Regions from separate parts of the Homo sapiens genome. Here region 2 is linked to region 1. A link is an interaction called in ENCODE POLR2A ChIA-PET data of the cell type or tissue named here. Cell type or tissue: HepG2. All regions are shown on one strand. Each heading gives the region's core, and the rest is flanking DNA. Links, peaks and the distances in the headings are about the cores only.

Region 1 (11,345 bases), core at 1,874-9,873:
TTATCAGCAGCAGCAGCAGTGTCTGCACATGGCCTGTGCTGGACACCACACAGAGTTCAGTGTTCCCTTCTGTCTGACAATCTGATGCCAACCTCAGGATTTACACGGGGTCTAAACCAAAGACTTACATGGCATCCAAATTCTAGCATGGGACTTGCAGGAGGAGGGGAATTGCCAGCGCGATTTGGGTCACAGTGGAGATTTCTGGACAACTGAGAAAAGTGATCCTGGAAAGATACTAAGGTTACGCATAGTGACTTCCAATCTGAAGTCAGACGGCATGAGAATCATGGCACTTCCTGCCTTCACTGATACTTTTCAAGGACTTGACGCTCCTCCTTGAGTTCAAGACCAAGGAAACATGGCCTTCCCCTCTCCTGCACATCCTTTGCCCTAAATCATAGAAAGGGAAGTTCTAAGCCCTGGCCTGCAACAAAGGAGTTAGTGAGCCCCGAATCTGGCCTCAGAGAGGACAGGATGGTGCCTGGTGAGGAAGCAGCTTCCCTTCCGCCTGGTGTCTTGGCTCCATGGAACGATCCTCTCCAGAGCACTTGAGGCCTAGAGTCCTTCTGAATGGAAACAAGAGACTCGTAAATCCCAAAGCCAGACTCCCTTGGAAGCTCCTGGCTCGGCTCTTGCCTCCCGGGCTCCCTGCCATGAGGAGCATCTCCCAGACTGCTCTCCCTCTCCCCCAGCCGACTGCACGCGCTGACTTTTTGCTCTGGTCGGGGGCAGCCTGTGCCCTGCCTGCCCGGAGGCCTCCAGCCTGCTTGGGTTACCATGAATGAGCATGTTTGGGCTGAATGGTAACCCTCAAGTTTTTCTGAAATTTGGGGTCACTGGGTCCTGAGATGCTGACCTAACATTTTGGGGAAGGTTTGATAAACTGGGTTTCGAAGAGGCCCCAGACAGCCGTCCATCCAACCAGTGCGGGTTACGAGACGAGGAAATCCAGGCAAAGTCCAGTTGAAATCAATCTGTTACCTCCCTTCAGCGGAGGCCCCAACACCCAGGCCCATCCGTTCCCTCTGGGGCCCCATCCCAGGGTGTTGATCCCACGCCAGCTCCAGCCAGCTGCCCAGGAGTCTGTCTCCTGCTCTGATGATGGGGCTCCCGCCCCTCCTCTCACTTCTTCCTTTTCCAGTCAACCTTGTCCTTCATCTAGAGGTCATGAGCAGAGACCTCCAGGTGCAGCCCGTGCTGGGCTAAGGGAGTCAATCCCACACTGTCAGGCAGATCTGTCGAGAGAGCTTTAGGGTTTTTAATTAGGAGGGCCAGCTGGGCTCCTTCTTTAGTCCCCTACTCCACCCCCCAGCCTGGCTTGTAACTTGACTTGTTAAGATGGAACCAAGGGAAGGAGGGAAAGGAAGAGAAGGGAGCATGAATTACTAACCTCACTTCCTCCCTGTGTTTTAAAAGTCACCTTGTATCCAGTCTCCTTACTTTTTTTTTTTTTTTTTTTTTTTGCGGGGTCGAAGAGGCGTGACAGGGTCTCATTCTGTCACCCAGGCTGGAGTGCAGTGGCATGGATCATAGCTCATTGCAGCCTCAAACTCCTGGGCTCAAGTGATCCTCCCAAGCAGCTGGGACTACAGGGCATATCTGGCTATTTTGTTCGTTTGTTTGTTTGTAGAGGCCAGGTCTCCCTGTGTTGCCTAGGCTGGTCTCAAACTCCTGGCTCTGAGTGATCCTCCCACCTTGGCCTCCCGAAGTGCTGGGATTACAGGTGTGAGCCACTGTAGCCGACCATTTCTTAATTTATTGAATCCTGGTGTCTTAGGTGTTTAAGCGTCCTCAGGGCTTGCAGGAGAAAGTTTCTGATTAAGGAAATGGATCCGTGGAAGTTGCTGAGGATGGAGTTTCTTTCCCTTGTGTTACAGCTGACCAGTCATGGGGCTAGAGCTGGAACTCAGACATCCCCTCTCCAGGCTTGACTGACAGTAACCAGGTAAAAATAATCTACGGGGCACCAGAAGCCTTGGGGTCTGGTCATGCTCAGGCGCTAACTTGCAGGGTGACCTTGGGCCAGATTTTCCTCCTCTCCAGGTCTCAGTTTTTTCATAGGAGTAGAAAAATTTTTCTGCTTTTGAGGCCATTCCATTTAAGCAACTGCAGGAAAAGGAGTGATTATAGTAGTAGCAATTCAGATCAAAGGTGGAGAGGTCTTAAAAGGATTTGGTGCTGGGCTGGACTATAGTGTTTTGATTTAAATGTGGTAAATGCTAGGAGAGGCTGTTGGCCCTGGAAGGGCTCAGGGCTGATGGAACAAGAGCTGCTGATGAAGAAGATGGCTGTGACGGGGACAAGCACATCGCTGCAGGCCCTTGGTCTATTTTATTTATTTATTTATTTTATTTTTGAGACGGAGTCTTGCTCTGGCACCCAGACTAGAGTGCAGTGGTGCGATCTTGGCTCACTGCAACCTCCATCCCCCAGGATCAAGCAATTCTCCTGCCTCGGCCTCCTGAGTAGCCACACCTGGCTACATTTTGAATTTTCTGTAGAGACAGAGTTCCGCCATGTTGCCCAGACTGGTCTCAAACTCCTGACCTCAGGTGATCTGCCCACCTCGGCCTCCCACAGCATTGGGATTACAGGTGTGAGCCACCGCACCTGGGGCCCTGTGGTCTGTTCTTGAAGATTCATTTCCTCTCTCAGGGCAGTTCAGAGGAAGCTAGAGTTTGAGGGCACAGAGCTCTAGGAAAGGGTTTCCTGATTACCGGGCAAATCTGAGACCCCTCCCTCTGGGGCCTCCCATTCTCTGCCTGGTCTCCCGGTCTGCCTGTTGCTCTCTGTCGCCGGGTACGTCTGCCCCTCTTGGGTCTCACTGTCTCGGGGTCTCACTCTGTCTATGGGAACCTTTGCCTTTGGGACCCAATTACTGGACCCTCTAGGAAAGTTTAATTGAATATTTGTATTGAAAACAGGAGCCAGGGCCCCGAGCCTGATGGGAGGAGACAGGGGGAGAAGAGGGGAGCTGTGTTTGCTTTTCACTCCGGATTAGAGACCTTTATTTGTGCTGAGAGCAGAGATTGGGCCTGGGGATAATGAGTCTGAAGTTTGTTTTCTCCCTCAGGCTGCCCCTCCCTCTGCCTACTCTCTCTGCAGGGAAGGGGTTAGGGCAGAGGGGCCGGGAACTTGTCCGAGCTGCGGTCCGCTGGGCATTCTGTGCCCTGGGGCCCCAGCCTGGGTCTCAGGAGCTGCAGCTGGCCGCAGCTATGCCTGACATAGGCACGGGCTGTGCCGGTTTGCATACGTGCACTTCAAGCCGCGGGTGCTGGGTCATGAGTGCCTCCTGGGAAGACCCTCGGCCAATGCGTGTGCATCTGGGTGTGTGAGAAACGTGCTGTTGTTGAGGACAGTGACTGCTGAGTACATCTGCTGCCAGGAGGCTAAGGCGGTCACATGGGAGTGTGATTCATTGAGGCCTGAAAAGTGCCATCAATCTCACTCTTTCTGGAAGGCATAAGATGCCATTCCTGTGAGCTGCTCCGCGCTCCCCCGCACTCCTCGTGGCAGGGACCTGAAGTTTCTTGGCCGTGCCGCCCCTGGAAAAGTCTGCCAGTGAGCGGGGAATTAGCCAGGCTCCTGCTTCCTCCGAGTGAACACTGTAGCAATCCTGGGGTCCCATGTCTTGCCCATCGCCCTGAGGCCCTGTGCTCGTGATTGCTTTTGATCTGAGCAGAATCTGCCTGTGTGAGGCTGGGCCACTTGTCCTGGGTCACACAGAGCTGGGGATTTGTGGGGAGGGCACCCCGATCGTCCCAAGGGCCTGATGGCTCTCCGGCGGTGGTCGCGTTCCTGCCAGGTGTGAAGACCTGCTCAAGTCCACACAGCCCACTCCAGGCCGAATAGGGAATTCAACCCAGGTTTGTTTGCCTCCAAAATCCATACCTTCTCCTTAGGGGCTGGACAGCAGAATCAAGGGGGTGGGCAGCCGGGGCTGAAGGACCCCAGTGGAGAGAGGAGATTTGATTCCTCTGGCTGTTTTTCTAAAGGAAGATTGAGAAGAGGGCCAGGAGATTCCTGGAGGTGATCACAGCCGCTGCACCTGGCAGGTCACTCACAGTGTGCAGATGGAGGCAGCAAGGCCAGTGTCTGCCTCAAGCCTTCCTTTCCCTTCTCCCCAGCCGCCCTCTCATGCTCCTTGCCCCGCCTTGCTGAGATCTAACAGCTGCTGTTATTGAGTGTCTGCTGTGTGCCTGGCCCATTCCAAGTGCTTCACATAGGTTACACATTTCACTCTTGCTACAACCACAGGAAGGAGTTTCTTTATCCTGATTGTAAGAGGGGAAAATACCATCTCACACCAGTTAGAATGGCGATCATTAAAAAGTCAGGAAACAACAGGTGCTGGAGAGGATGTGGAGAAATAGGAACACTTTTACACTGTTGGTGGGAGTGTAAACTAGTTCAACCATTATGGAAGGCAGTGTGGCGATTCCTCAAGGATCTAGAACTAGAAATACCATTTGACCCAGCAATCCCATTACTGGGTATATACCCAAGGGATTATAAATCATGCTGCTATAAAGACACATGCACACGTATGTTTATTACGGCACTATTCACAACAGCAAAGACTTGGAACCAACCCAAATGTCCATCAGTGATAGACTGGATTAAGAAAATGTGGCACATATACACCATGGAATACTATGCAGCCATAAAAAAAGATGAGTTCATGTCCTTTGTAGGGACATGGATGAAGCTGGAAACCATCATTCTCAGCAAACTATCGCAAGGACAAAAAACCAAACACCGCATGTTCTCACTCATAGGTGGGAATTGAACAATGAGAACACCTGGACACCGGATGGGGAACACCACACACCAGGGCCTGTCATGGGGTGGGGGGAGGGGGAGGGATAGCATTAGGAGATATACCTAATGTAAATGACGAGTTAATGGGTGCAGCACACCAACATGGCACATGTATACACATGTAACAAACCTGCACATTGTGCACATGTACCCTAGAACTTCAAGTATTAAAAAAAAAAGGGCAGGGGGAAACGGAAGCACAGAGAGGTGGAGTGACTTGTTTGCTCTGTTAGGTGCCAGCATCTGCTTCCAGCTCGCCCTGCTTTTGTTCAGCGTGCAGCCCTGAAGCGGATGCTGCCAACCCTGCTGGGTCCCCACCCCACGCCGCTCCAAAGGGGCCTAACTGTGGTCGGCGGGGCGGCATGGGTAGGGTCACCATTCTCTGATGCTATAGGTCAGAAGAGGCAAGCTTAGCCCCACTTTGGACGGAGCCTTCTTCCTCCTCCTCGCCTGGTTGCTGCAGGGTGACTGGGTGTGGGGACTGCAGGGCTGTGAGAGCCCTTACCACATCAGAGCTGGGTTCGCCTCCTGTCCTCAGATGCCCCCTCTGTCCACACACCCCTCTCTCACATGGGCCACTGTTCTCCATGCCCTTTCCTTGGGGCAGTGATCTGTCCTTTGTCAGCCAGGCCGCCTTGGGCCTTGGGAGAGGCTACCGGGAAGCAAAGCCTTGGTTGGCTGCAGTGAAGTGTGGAAGGGGAGGGGACATGCACAGTTCCCGTGTGCCACCCTTGCCTGGAGGTGATGGCACACCAAGGCACTATAGGACATCACGGGCGGTCCTTTCACCTGGCAAATGATCCAACTCATTCTGAAACGACTGCCTCCGTTCTGAAACTCTTTTCCTTCTCTGTATTTATACGCGGGTGAGATGAGGGATGCTGGAGTAAGTACACACCGAAGTCCAAGGGGACAGGGAATCTGGGGAACTGGGGGAGGAGAAACTGAATCACAGACCCCAGAGCTCAGGACCCACCTGTGATGCGTCCCATCCACAGGCCCTGCCGTCCCTGCTCTCCCAGGCTGGCCAAGCCGAGCTTCAACTCACTGCTGAGGCCAAGCAAAGCTGAGAGGATGCTGCGCTGGCTCCCTTGCAGTAAACGGTAGTAGGAAAATGCAGCTGTTTGTGTATAAACTAAAGCTTGTTACAGTCCTGGAAGCTTCCGACTTGGGGGCCCACAGGCTTGGAGTGGAGAACATTGTGGGGAGAAAAATCATGTGTGAGCTGTTACTGCTGGGCCCTGAGGCTCTGCGGCCCTGCCTGGCCCTCCGTCCTGCTGCCCCGACCTGCCCTGCTGCCCTCCCCTCACTCCACCAGACTCCAAACACAGCCCAGCTGCAGGAACATCAGCCTCTCATTATGTTCCCTCCACCCCTGCACAAACACAGCAGGTGGGGCGTGGGGCGCAGTGGGCGGGGGCAAGAGGCCAGCATGGGATTTGGCCTTTCTCAGGGTGCTGAGAAAGTGTGCCGAGGCAGGGGCCGCCGAGGACACAGTGGAGAGGTGCCCTCTGGGCGGCTTACCATGTGCCGCAGCCCAGCTGGGATCAGACCCCTGCCATCAACAGGCCTGAAAGAGACCCCTGCCCCGTGCAGGGCCTGCAGAGAAAGGTTGAGGATAAGGGCCACTGAGGAAAGCTGCAGCGGTACGGGGGCTCATTCCATTTTGACATTAACTTGGTATGCAAATAACATGCAAATTGGCCCTTTATTGTGTCTTAGTCAATAGCCAGGCATTTTTTATCTTTGGCCTGCAGCTTTGGTCTCAGCAGATCTCAGCAGGTCACCAGGTAGGAGGGAGAGGCTGTCAGCTTTAGAAGGAGGAGGCTGGGAGGGGAGGAATCATTACTTTCCTCTGCCCAGTAGCTGTTACGCCGAGGGGGGTGCTGAGGGGGCAGTGGTGGCAGATAGGCCCTGGGGGTCCCTCTCGGCGGCCTGCTGACTTACAGGCTGGATGTGGTGGGGGCAGGCGAGGGCGGGAGGCTGTGCTGAGCCTGATGGATGGGCCCTGGCGGCAGCTTTGGCCGCCCCGCTGGGGCCAGGGGCCCAGGCTCAGCACGGGAAGGTCAGGCTGAGGGTGCAGGGAGCTCCCGGTCGCTTAGAAAGGCTGCTCATGGGAGGTGGGTATCAATTTCCCAGCTGAAAAGCTGTGGGGAGGGAGGAAGAACAGACCCCATGTGGAAGAGAAGTTACACTCTGGGGGACATGGCCAGAGAGGTCCATCTTGAGTTGTGTTTCTATCTTGTTAAAGGTGAAAATTCCTGGGTTTTGTATGGGTATGGGTGCATGTGTTGAACTTAGTATGCAGGCAAAGAAGATACTGCCTTTCTTATCACCGTCTTCTGCCCTACCCCACTCCCTGCACTCACACACACACTCACCCACTAAGCAAGACACCATACACAGTCATACAAGACACCATACACACACAGTCATATAAGACACCATACACACACACAGTCATACAAGACACCATACACACACAGTCATACAAGACACCATACACACATGCAGTCATACAAGACACTGTATGCACACACGCTCACACGCAGTCATGTACTCACGCAAGACACTATACACAGACGGTCTCTCGCACACTCATGCAAGATACCATACAAAAACACTTATACAAGACACCATACACAGGTGCGCGCGCGCGCACACACACACACACACACACACACACACACACACTCATGCAAGATGCCATACACAGACGGTCTCAAACCCACACACTCTTGCGGGTTGCTGTCCACACACAGACTCACACAAACACTCACTTGTGCAAGACACCATACACACAGGCTCTCACACACATATTCCTTTCTTTTATTAAAAAAATAGAAACCTAATTTTCATGGAAACCTGCCACTTAAGTGACTCAAGTGTCTGAATTTCCATTCTGTAAATAATGTAAATGCACATGTCTCCCCCCAGTCTGTCTCTCCTGTGCCCCACAATGCAGTGCTTGAATTTCCTCCCACTCAGACTCCCAGAAAATCCACTCTATCCTATGCAAGCTCCACACCCCTCCCTCCTTATACATCCAAGGATGTCGGGATGGTGTGGGGGGCAGTCCTGCTCATTCAAAACTGGGACTCAGCTGCCTGTCCCCAGAGGCAGAGACCGCCACAACCGTCACCAAAGGCTGTTTACTTACCTCAGGGACATTCTAGCCCTGAGCAAAATCTGCATGTGTCTGAACTGGAGGTGGGTTGGCAAGTGCGTGGAGGTGGTTTGGAACTTCTGTGGGAGCCCAGGAAATAGCTGCCACTGTCTTCTCCATTCCCCTTCCCTGCCTGGTGGTCGGGTGTGCATCATTTGCTAGAAGCCCACCCAGTGGCCTGGAAGCCTGGGGACTTGGCCTGCTTGCTGGGGAGAATCTTGCTCCACTAAGGTGAGTGCTTTCCAGGACTTTGGTTGTTGGAGGGGTGGGGGGCACAGGTTGAGACCACACTGCTGGAGCAGGGGCCAGCCAACAACTTGTCAAACTGGCTGCCTCCTTACTTCATCAATTCCCCTGTCATTTCCCTGGGATACCTTGAGTTTGACCTCAGTGCAGGGAGCAAAGTTCTTTCTTTGTCTCCTAATAAACAGCCTCAGTGACTGCTGGCCTCCAGCTGTTCTGTGGCCTCTGTGGCTCCACCCGCCTCACCCGAGAGGCCCTTTCTCCCTGTGAAGTCTCATTAACTGGAGGCTTGGGGCCAAAGGAGGGCTCTGGCCGGCCACCTCTCTCCTTATTAGTGCAATCATCTCTGTCTGGCATGATGGCCAAGCTCTTCCTAGAACCCTCTCTGCTCAGAGGCTCCTCCTAGGCTGCTGGAAAACCCTGCCCTGGGTCCTCGGAGTGACCAGGGCATTTCTACCCTGAAGCCATTAGTGCCAAGTGGCGCTGTGTATGGGGGTTTACATAGATCTTTTCAGGGCCCATAGGAAGGCAGCTATGATGGATCAGGTCCAGGAAGGTGGGTCTCTCAGTGCAGCCTCCCTGAAAACCAGCTCTGGTCTTCTGGTGGCGTTTGCCCATGGGAGGCCTGTTGACTCAGGCTGCCCAGAAGACATTTCTCTGTGTGCAGCGGTTCTGTTTCCTGGCATAGCTCTCTCCCCTGCTCCAAATGCAGTGCAAACCCTGAGCTGGGGGAGAACAATCTCATGCAGAAACTTGGGATGTTCTCTGCAGGTGGATTTCTCCCTGGACATCTGAGTGGGAGACTGGATTTTAGGCTCTGCTCTGTGCAGGTTCTCTCGCTTTTGCTCTGCCAAATCCAAAGTGCTTTCCACTTCCTTTTTCTAGAAACAGTTGTGTAGTGGTTAAGACTCAAAGATGTGCAGTCTGGGCTGGGCACGCTGGCTCACTCTGTAATCCCTGCACTTTGGGAGGCTGAGGTAGGCAGATTACTTAAGGCCAGGGGTTCAAGATCAGCCTGACTGACATGGTGAAACCCTGTCTCTACCAAAAATATAAAAATTAGCCAGGTGTGGTGGTGCACGCCTGTAATCCCAGCTACCTGGGAGGCTAAGGTGGGAGGATCACTTGAACCCAGGAGGCAGAGGTTGCAGTGAGTCAAGATCATGCTGCTAGGCAACAGAGTGAGACTCCGTTTAGGAAAAAAAAAAAAAAGATGAAAGATGTGCAATGTGACAGGCCTGGGTTCAAATCCTTATGCTGCCACCTATTAGATTGGTGAGAGAGGAAAGTTTCTGAACCTCTCTGAGCCTCAGTTTCCATATCTGGGAAATGGGGATAATGACAGTAGCGCTGGCCATAGGTTACTGAGAGCATTGCAAGAGAGGATGCGTATAACGCAAACAAGATGAGCTAGATTACTGAGGACGAACGTTGCGCAATTGTGTGTAGAGTCTTAAGGAGGATTTTGCTCTTCCACATGGGCCAGGAATTACGTACTGTTCCTTCTTGTCTCCCCGCAGGGAAGGTCTAAAATAGCCCAGAAAATGTATTTCAGTGGATGAAGGTATTTCTCTTTTTAAAAAGGACATGCAAGTAGAAAGTCTCAGAAAAAAATACTCAAGGCCCTGGTAATATTGAGAATATTTGGGAACAGGAAGAGGGGCTAAGTGGCCCATGGCAGAGATGGGAGGAATACTTTTCTTTATGTCCTTTTTTTTTTTTTTTTTGAGACGGAGTCTCCCTCTGCCACCCAGGCTGGAATGCAGTGGCATGACCTTGGCTCACTGCAACCTCCTTCTCCTGGCTTCCAGTGATCCTTCCACCTAAGCCTCCTGAGTAGTTGGGATTACAGGCACCTACTACCATGCCCCGCTAATTTTTGTATTTTTAGTACAGGTGGGGTTTCACCATGTTGGTGAGGCTGGTCTTAAACTCCTGAGTTCAGGTGACCTGCCTGCCTCAGCCTCCCAAAGTACTGGGATTACAGGTGTGAGCCACCATGCCTGGTTTCCTTATATGTCCTTTTGACTCTTGTTTTATGTCTGCATCATATGAAACCAATTATAAAAATTAATAAAATTAAAATTTTAATGTTGGAAACATAACAAAGTAGATGTACTGGGGGATAAAGTTTTTCAGGTGTTCTTAATACTTGAAACCAGGTATTTGGCTAATAAAGTCAGGCAAAGGGCTAAATCGTGAGGGATTCCTCGGAGGAGAAAGACATGGAGATCGGGGGACATAGGGGCCAAGGCCACTAGGACGTCCTGTGTCTCTGTTTGGGGGAATTTCCTCAGCCGGGTACTTTTTGCCCAAGTGCCTTGTCTCAGCGACTATTCCATGAGCTGGACACGAGCCCGCAGCCTCCGTGTGCTGTGAGCGTGGCTGTGGGCGGGGAGGCGGGAAGACGCAGCCGCAGCGCCCGGGCCCTCTCCGTGGGGCCTGCCTTTCCCCTGCGGGCCTCGCTCACTTGTTAGAAATCTCTCTTTTCTTCAAGGCTCACCTCAGATATCACCCCTCTGTGAAGTGCCCCCTGTTCCTACCAGATCAGACTTTACCCCTCCTATCCTCTTCCGTGTGTTCTGCTCATTCCTCTTTCCCAATTCTTTCCCCTGTGGTGTTTTACATTCTCTTTATTTGTTCGGATGCCATTTCCCCTGTTAGCTCTGAAGCCCGTGGAGGACACAGGCTGTGGCTCATTCACATCTGCAAGTTTCACCGTTCCCAGCCCAGGGCCCGAGACGTAAGTTCTCCATCCACGCTTGGGAGTGCATGAGTGGGCGAGTAAGCAGCCCTGAAATGTCCTGAATCTTTGAACCTCAGTTTTCCATCTGTAAAATGGGGATGGCAATCATGGAACCCACCGTGAGAGATCAGCTGGGTTGTGCTAGGGAGTTCTCTTACTACACCGCTGGCCCTGATGGATGTCCCTAAATTTACGCAGTCCTTGCTCTCATCTTGAGATCACAGGTGTCCTTGAACTTCCTGTCCTCTCTGCTGCACACAGAGCTTGCCTTCCTCCCATTCTCCACCTGGCTTCTTGATGCCACATGTCATAAGCTTAGCCAGCAGTAGGCTGGGCCTAACGTTAGGGCCATCACTCCCAGACACA
Region 2 (9,496 bases), core at 1-8,000, 71 kb after region 1:
AGGCGTTTGAAAAAAGCTTCTACCAGCAAAAGGCCGAACAAACAAACAGAAGACAACAAATCTTGGAGAAAACAAAGACTATGCATGGGGAAGAAAACTCTTATGTACTTAGAAAGTTGTAATATTGCATCTACAAAATCAAGAATGGGACGCTAATAAAAAAAATATTGGCCAGGCATGGTGGCTCACACTTATAATCAAAGCACTTTGGGAAGCCAAGATGGATCACTTGAGCCCAGAATTTTGAGACCAGCCTGGGCAACATGGTGAAGACCCATCGCTATGAAAAAATACAAAAATTAGCTGGACATGGTGCTGCGTGCCTGTAGTCCCAGTTACTTGGAGGGCTGAAGCAGGAGGATTTCTTGAGCCCGGGAGGTTGAGGCTGCAGTGGGCTGTGATCATACCACTGGACTCCAGCCTGGGCAGCAGAGTGAGACCCTGTCTCAAAAAAAAAGAATGGAATTACTGGGGAACAAAAAAGAACTCTTGGAAACTAAATATGATAGGATAAAGTTTTAACAATCAATAGATGATTGAAAAATAAGTGGAGGAAATTAATCAGAAAGTAGAGGTAAGAGTTAGGAGAGAAGAAAAAAGAGAATTATAAGATGCATTCAAGAAAATATTCAAATTACAGGAATTCCAAAAAGAGATAATAGAGAAAATAGAGGTTAAAAAAGTAAATTAGGCTGAACATGGCAGCTCACACCTGGAATCCCAGCACTTTAGGAGGCCAAGGTGGGAGGATCACTTGAGGCCAGGAGTTCGAGATCAGCCTGCTTAATATAGCAAGACCCCATCTCTAAAAAAATAAAAAATAAATTATCTAGGCATGGTGATGGATGCCTGGTGTCCTAGCTACTTGGGAGGATGAGGAAGGAGGATCGCTTGAGCCTAGGAGTTTGAGGCTGCTGTGAGCTATGATCATGCCACTGCACCCTAGCCTTAGTGACAGAGTGAGACTTCATCTCTAAAAAAATAAAAATAAATACAATTCAATCAATCAGCCAAGCAAAGTGGCTCATACCTGTAATCCCAGCACTTTGGGAGGCCAAGAGGGGAGGATTACTTGAGTCCAGGAGTTTGAGACCAGCCTGGGCAACATAGTGAGACCCTGTCTCTATTTTTAAAAAATATATCTAAAAAATCAACTGATCAAAGGTATAATTCATGAACATTTTCCTAGTCTTAGACGTGAGTTTCCAGAATGAAAGAGCCCATTAAGTGCCCAGAATAATCAATGAAGAAAACCAACACCCAAAGAAAGTAAATTATGACATTTCAGCATATTAGCAACAAAGAGAGGATCCTACAAGGTTCCGGAGAAAATAAACAAGTTTCATACCAAGGAATCAGAATAGCACTGGAAGCTAGAAGACAATGGAGAAAGGCCAGCTACTTCCGAGGTAGAATTTTCTACTCACCTAAACTCCCAATCAAATGTGAGGGCAGAATGGAGACATTTTCAGATATGTGCCATGTGTCCATATTTTGTCTGTCATGCACTGTCTCAGGATTCCACTGCAAAGGATATGCTCCACCAAGAAGGAAGACATGTCACCCAGCACAAAGAGGACCCCGAAACAAGGGAACGGGAAGCTCCAATAACATAGTAAAGGGAGATCTCAAGCCACCAGCTTTGTAACAGACCCTGGGAACAACCAGTGCAGACTGGCCCAGCCAGAAGATCCAGGGATGATCTCCTGGAGAAAACGAGGCAGATAGACTAAGTCATCTCAATATTTGAGGGAATTGAAACGAGATTACTCAATCTGGGGAGAGTTTGGGAATACACCAGCAATAAATATACAGAAAACTAAACAAACAAAACCAAACGATTTTTAACTCTAGGAGGAAAATTTCGCAGAGGGAAAATAATCATTGTACACTCACGACTTGGCTGTGGGTAGCGTTTATGTATTCATGATAAAGTAAATATTGAATGTTGATCTAATGAAAATTACGATCTAATTATACTCGGGAAATGGCCAGCTGAGTGGGGGCGGGAGCTGCGTGCGTCAGTGTGTGGCAACGGGATGTTTTGGCAACGGAGAGAGAAAGAAATCCTCCCCTTTCCTTTTTTTTTTTTGAGATGGTCTCCCTCTGTCGCCCAGGCTGGAGTGCAGTGGCGCAATCTCGGCTCACTGCAAGCTCCACCTCCTGGGCTCACGCCATTCTCCTGCCTCAGCCTCCCCAGTAGCTGGGACTACAGGCGCCCGCCACCATGCCTGGCTAATTTTTTGTATTTTTAGTAGAGATGGGGTTTCACCGTGTTAGCCAGGATGGTCTCGATCTCCTGACCTCGTGATCCGCCCCCCTCGGCCTCCCAAAGTGCTGCGATTACAGGCGTGAGCCACCGCGCCGGGCCTGAAATCCTCCCTTTTCCTAACGAGAAATAGACAAAGGCCTAACTTAAGAAAAATCTAGGAAATGGTTAACATTGGAAAATTAAGCAGTAGCGATATAAGCTTGCTATTTAGCAAAGAAAGTAAAGAATCCGTTCAAAAGAGTTGAGAAAAGGCTGGGCCTGGTGGCTCACGCCTGTAATCCTAGCACTTTGGGAGGCTGAGGTGAGTGGATCACTTGAGGTCAGGAGTTCAAGACCAGCCTGGCCAACATGGTGAAACCCCGTCTCTACTAAAAATACAAAAAAAATCAGCCGGGTGGGGTGGCGCGTGCTACTTGGGAGGCTGAGGCACGAGAATCACTTGAACTTGGGAGGCGGGTTGCTGTGAGCTGAGATCGTGTCACTGCACTACAGCCTGAGCAACAGAGGGAGACTCTGTCTCATAAAAGAAAAGAAAAGAAAAGAAAAGAAAAGAAAAGAAAAGAAAAGAAAGGGTTGAGAAGGTTACTCCTGAGGAGCAAGAATTGGTGGGGAGAGGGGGAGTGATGGAGGGGGCTGTTGCGTTTCTTATCAAGTCTTGCAGAACTCTTGGTGTCTTTAAACTATGTGCTTGAAAATTTCTGATTAAGAGAATGTGATAAAAGATACAAGGAGGAACAGGAGGAGGAGGAGGAAAAAAAGAGGGAGAGCCTAAGAGTCTAGTAGACTGAGCTCTCCTGTATGTTGGGCAAATTATTTAATTTCTATTATTTTCTTCTGCAAAAATGAATATAATAGTACATAACTTGCAGGATTCTTTTTGTCTCTAATATGTGGTAACCACATGTCACTACTGGTTATTGGAAACACAGACCAATCTACCAAAGGATAAACACTCAGGTCTTGGTTCCTCACTTCCACCTGGCTCATTAAACTGTTGGGAGATCCAGTGCAGTAACTAAGTCAAACCTCACATCCACTTGGAACTAGGCCAAATGTGACTTCAATAACACATCCAGCATGGTGCCCAGTGTTGACACTAGTATGCATGGAGGGTTGACTCCATGCTGGTCTCTGTGCTAAAGGCGTCACATGGGATTGTCCTCCATCGTAACCACAGAATGTTCTTAATTACCAGCACAGCTGCATACACTGGGGCAACAAACAAACAAAAACAACCGTCACAGTGCATGTGAGTAAGCACATCAGGGCAGGCCTGAGAGACGGGAAAGGCCAGAGGCAAGCACTCTCCCTTATGGTGTGAAGCTTAGTGTTTGCGTCTTGTCCACTTTCAGAAAAGATTAGTGAGGCCAGGCACGGTGGCTCACATCTGTAATCCCAGCACTTTGGGAGGCGGAGGCGGGTGGATCATCTGAGGTCAGAAGTTTGAGACCAGCCTGGCCAACATGGTGAAACCCTGTCTGTACAAAAATACAAAAAAAAATTAGCCAGGTGTGGTGGCAGGTGCCGGTAATCCCAGCTACTCGGGAGGCTGAGGTAGGGAGAATCTCTTGAACCCAGGAGGCAGAGGTTGCAGTAAGCCAAGATCGCATCATTGCACCCCAGCCTGGGCAACAGAGCAAGACTCTGTCTAAAAAAAAAAAAAAAATCAGTGATTGTGTAGCAAGAGTAAGCCAGGATTTAAAGACAGAAGATCTGGTTTCAGATCCCTACTTCACCTATTGGGCAAGTGTTTCTTGAGACTGCTTTCTTATTTTTAAATTAAAGCTAAAACAAGAATATGGACTTTATTATATGGTTATCATGAAACTTGAATGAATTTATACACACACATATAATTTACCACATAAAGAGTAGCTTTAGGCTGGGCGTGGTGGCTCACACCTGTAATCCCAGCACTTTGGGAGGCCGAGACAAGAGTACTGCTTGAGGCCAGGAATTCAAGACCAACCTAGGGAACATAGTGAGACTCTGTCTTTACAAAAAATTAGAAAAATTAGTTGGGCGTGGTGGCACACACATGTAGTTCCAGCTACTTAGAAGGCTGAAGCAGGCGGATCAATTGAGCCCAGGAATTAGAGGCTGCAGCAAGCTACGATTGCCACTACCCTCCAGCCTGGGTGACAGAGGGAGATCATCTCTCAAAAAAAATTGCTTATATATTAAAAATATGTAACATAGTATATAAATATATAACTACTATTTGAAAGAGTAGACATATAACAAATACACAATAAATATATAACTATATATAATAGAGTCTACATACAAGTTATATATAAAACTACTCTTTATATGATAAATTATACTCTTGTCGAATAAAAAACAAATCCAGACTTGGTAAGAGTAGACTTTTATCCAAAGAGAATTATTGCAAGGCTGGGGGAGGGGAAGGGACTATTGCAATAGGGAGAAGGCCCTGACCATCCTTCTGAAAGCTTCTTAGGAATAAGGCAGACAGGAATTTTTTTCCTTTCTAGGGAAGAGTAAACAAGGCTAGAAAGAAGCAGGTGTGGGGAAGGGGGTGGGTGATGGGGCAGCAGGGTCAGGCAGTGAGGCAGGGGCTGTTTGACCCAGAGGCCTGCCTCTTGTCAGGAAGGGCTGTTTGCTGGCTCAGGCTGAGGGTGCCCAAAGTCCAGGGGCCTTGAAAAAGAAACTCTTCAATGAAGTTTGGTTACAAGCATTTTGTCCCAATTGATCCGTGGAGACAAGCAGCTTAGCTAATCATTGATGAGGCAGAGCAAGGGACTCTGGAGGGTCTGTGACTGGCCTTGTCATAGGTAAAGTCTTAATCTAAGTCATTTGAGGAAGGGTGGGGTTCTTTGCCGTAAGCAGCTTGCTTTACATATTTTTGGGGGTTTAATTTGCAATATAAAATTCTAATAGACACTTTTCTCGCTATTATTTACTATGAAATATTTGGTTCCCGTTTTTAGTGGATTCACTGTAAGTGGCCATTTTCCGGGATCAATTGCCCTCCAATAATGAGAACCTTCTGCTCAGCCCCAAGAGCCTGAGACTCACGCCGGATGTCGCTGGCCATGAGCATGAAATTCCTTCAAATTCTCACATTTCATCTTAAAATATTTTTATAATCTATAATATACTTCTGATAAATTACTTGTTAAATTACTTAAAGTTTTCCCTAAAGGTCTTTAACCAAAAGGATCCTCTTTCTTAAGAGCCATTTTTATCCTGTGGCTTCACACACCCTGTGGCATATTGGATGTTTCCCTCAGGATATAGAAACTTTATTTGAAAAGCTTGGCCATAAAGAATGATCCAAATTACTTGGGCCTTGATGTTCAGAGGGGAATGTTGCCAGCCAACGACCATACACAGCCATAGAAAGATCTCAAAAATGTTCTCTTAGAATATCTAGCTTGGAGCAATGCTCTGATGGCTCTTTGAGGAAAGTTAATTGTAAATGTACTCTTGAATTGCTAGATTGATTTATAACTTTAAGTCTTTTTGAGCATGATTAGATATCTGAACCCAAGGTCCCCTGATTATACTCCTATGTCATGTCAAACAGAAGATGTATCCCATCTCCATTTAAAGAACTCCTCATTTGGTGATGAAAATCAGTTTCTTCATCTTCCTTTTTTTTTTGACAGGATCTCACTTTGTCTCCTAGGCTGGAGTGCAGTGGTGTGACCATAGCTCTCTGCAGCCTTGAACTCCTGGGCTCAAGCGATCCTCCCACCTCAGCCTCTCGAGTAGCTGTGGCTGACTACAGGCATGCACCACCATGACCAGCTATTTTTTTATTTTTATTTTTTGTAGAGATGGGTCTTACTAGATAATCATAGTTTCTTTTACTGTGCCTTTACTACATATCAGAAACAGGGCCAGCATTTTGCATGCATTATCTCTAACTCTCCTAACAGCCTGTAAGGAAGTTGTTACTATCTTCTTTTAACAAATGACAGAACAGAAAGGTTAAATGATTTTGCTAAGGCCACACAGCCAGAAGGTGGAGGTTATAAGGCTCATACCCTTCCCATTAAAGCAGAATACCTTAGGCTTCATACTTGGGTTAGGTTCATAGTATCAGTGACCAGAATGCCCCTTACCCCAACTTTTTCAAATACCGGTGGTCTCAACCAGGTTTTGGAGAGAAACCGGACAACAGCCAGTGCAAGGTTCAGCGCCTCGATAACAGTCCAACGCTCAGAAACTCTACTCTAACTGGAGGAAGACCCTCCAACTTCTTTTTGCTTTCTTCTTACTCACCTTTTAGGGGCAGCATTTAATGATATGGAATATTCTTTCTGTTACAGGAATAAAGTGAAGTAATTTGTATTTAATAAAATTGCGCACGCTCTCTTTTAACCCATTTTTTTCCCCAGGTCGATATTTTTACATGGGGAGCAATTGGAGTTTTCAAGCTCAGCCACTCCATTATTGATCATTGATTTACTATCTGTGGTTGTGAACGAATCTGTCTAAACCAATAGAAGATTGAGGGGGTTTTTTTGTTTTGTTTTTTGTTTGTTTTTCTTTTTTTTGAGACAGAGTTTTGCTCTTGTTGCCCAGGCTGGAGTGCATTGGTGCAATCTCGGCTCACCGCAACCTCTGCCTCCCAGGTTCAAGTGATTCTCCTGCCTCAGCCTCTCGAGTAGCTGGGATTACAGGCATGCACCACCACGCCCGGCTAATTTTTCTATTTTTAGTAGAGACGGGGTTTCTTCATGTTGGCTAGGCTGATCTCGAACTCCTAACCTCAAGTGATCTGCCCGCCTCGGCCTCCCAAAGTGCTGGGATTACAGGCATGAGCCACTGCACCCGGCCAGATTGAGGTTTTTTCCTCACCTCTCGTTGGCCTTGACAAAGGGGCCAGGAAGTGGACCACATATGAAGAGTATAGATCCCTAGTTGCTGATGTACATATAAAACACGCATTTTGATACTGCCATGAAAATCAAAGTCCACAGGAAGTATTTCCTGGCAGAAATGTCGTTATAAACATTTTCCAAATTTTTAAATTATAAAAGTATTATAAAAACTCTAAACCAGAATGTCATTCTTTTTCTTTTTTTTTTTTTAGATGGAGGCTCACTCTGTCGCCCAGGCTGGAGTGTGGTGGCGCGATCTTGGCTCGCTGCAACCTCTGTGTCCTGGGGCTGCTCCTGCTAGGGTGTCACCATGGGTCCCCAAGCTGATGTGATGCTGTCAGCATCCTGTCGGCACCTCCTTGGCCTGTACCATTTCGGGGCATGCTGGCTGACATTCCGACTGCCAGCTTCTATATCACTTGCCTGAGGCCTTTCTTTGCCTGCTGCAGCCTGCTTTGCCCACATATGTGGTAAACCAGACACACCGGGGAATTCATGCTCCTAGAGCAGCCCTCAACCATTGATTGATGGGAGTTGGTATATATGCCCCAGCTCCCTCCCCGCCTCAGGTAGGATGATTCAGAGGCTGTTCAACACTCCCAGAATTCCTCAGTGGGGATGAGCTTTAATTCCCTTAGTAGGAACTAGCTTGGTAACACACCTTTTTGGGGGCCTTTTTTCCTTTCCTGTCTCACTTGCCCACTCTCCTACTAGTGTTTACTGGGATCAAACAAATGACTTGTATTTGAATCCCTTTCTCCAGGTCTGCTTCTAGGGGAACCCAAACTAAAATGGATGGGTTATGCTTAGATCAAACTAAAGTGATACAAGACCATTCTTTTGGGCCATTTTATCTTGTACCCTCATCAACGGAGTCTTATTACTGTAGGGTGTCAACTAAAGACATTGCCAATCCTGTTACTCAGCACTGCCTATACGAATTTCATTGTGAGAAATTTCTTCTAAAACTTACAGCTGGAAAAAATTTTGCTTAGCCTGACACGCTGGTATATTTCCTTCATTCTGGTAAAGAGAATTAGATTCCAGACATCTGTCTGTCTGTCTCCTTTTTTTCCTCTCTCTTTTCCTCTCCAGATTTGCCTTCAGGGAAGCTCAGAAGCCAATCTGGAGTCCAATAACAGCAAATATGCAGGACTTTATCCCCCGTGTATGTGTGTTTCTCTTCCCTAGTCTTGATTTCATTTCGTGTATATTTTCTGTGATCCTAGTTATTCATTCTTATTTGGACTTACTCCTGCTTTAGTGCATGCATCTCTTTGCAAGCCGCCAATACTCTGTGGAACTAGTGGCCATGTGAATAAGGTGTTTAAGAAGCACTTCTTTAATGAATTATATTTGGATGCTAACTGTGCAAAGATATTGTTATGAAACTAGAGAAGTATGAGTCTCCCCTCCAGAGCACCTTCTCACCTTGTAGGACAGTGCTTTTTCAACTCTCTGGTTTCTGTAATTGTCTCCTTGGATGAAATCTTACATGGAAGATATGGCAAGTCAATAAAAAGAAGCTGTTCTGGTTGAGATGTGTGAGTGAGGGGATAGGAAATCCTTTCACTCAGCTTGGGAATCCTCTTCCGCTACACCCCCTACACCCTGTCTTTTGGTCCCCCAGGCACCAGCTTCTAAACTTGAGGTCTTTGTAGAGCACTGGTTGACAAACAGCTTTAGAGACACAAGCAGGGTGTGGGCCTTTGATGCCAGGGCAGTGCTGGGGACAGCAGCTGCGCACGGAGCTGTTCTGCCGCCACCCAGGAAAGGGGGCGCTCACTGCTGCAGGCTGTCTACCCACCGGACAGGGCTGTTCTCCCCAAGTTTGCCTTATCACAGGCGCTGACCTATAGGTCAAGAAGCAGCCTCGGCTGGGCACGGTGACTCACGCCTGTAATCCCAGCACTTTGGAAGGCCGAGGTGGGCGGATCACAAGGTCAGGAGTTCGAGACCATCCTGGCTAACATGGGGAAACCCTGTCTCTACTAAAAACACAAAAATTAGCTGGGCGTGGTGGCGTGTGCCTGTAGTCCCAGCTACTCAGGAGGCTAAGGCAGGAGAATCACTTGAACCCAGGAGGCAGAGGTTGCTGTGAGCCAAGATCATGCCACTGCACTCCAGCCGGGCAACAGAATGAGACTCTGTCTCAAAAAAAAAAGAAGCAGCCTCAGGGCAGTTTCCTCCCCAGCCCACTCTGTGTCACTCCATAGCTCGCTGGGCCCTCTTCTGGCCCTCTTGACACCTCCTCAAGTCCCCTCCTCAAGCCTGGTGCGGATGGGCAGGAGCAGGCTGGGACAGAGGTGAAGATCCAGGGGCTGGCTCGGCAGGAGAGGCAGGTGTGTGAGGAGACAGACCTCTGGCT

Evidence for each region. ChIA-PET counts read pairs that join two places held together with the same protein. Peaks named below come from ENCODE experiments on the same cell type or tissue, not always from the same donor. Only the 100,000 strongest peaks of a DNase experiment are listed, where the experiment ranks them.
Region 2: POLR2A ChIA-PET joins it to region 1 with 6 read pairs; 4 of 35 experiments call an interaction of 5 or more read pairs at or near these places.

The regions. Positions count from the first base shown.
Region 1 is chr11:126,155,301-126,166,645 of GRCh38, reverse strand. No RefSeq gene overlaps it. Among named protein-coding and RNA genes, the nearest start is that of RPUSD4, 51 kb to the left of the region's middle. RefSeq lists enhancers at 5,463-6,107, 6,108-6,752. In HepG2, for the core only: no CTCF peak of the experiment used is centred there; DNase peaks (open chromatin) are centred at 3,035 and 8,405; H3K4me3 peaks cover 3,305 bases.
Region 2 is chr11:126,084,594-126,094,089 of GRCh38, reverse strand. No RefSeq gene overlaps it. Among named protein-coding and RNA genes, the nearest start is that of CDON, 26 kb to the right of the region's middle. In HepG2, for the core only: no CTCF peak of the experiment used is centred there; DNase peaks (open chromatin) are centred at 2,029 and 4,959; H3K4me3 peaks cover 314 bases.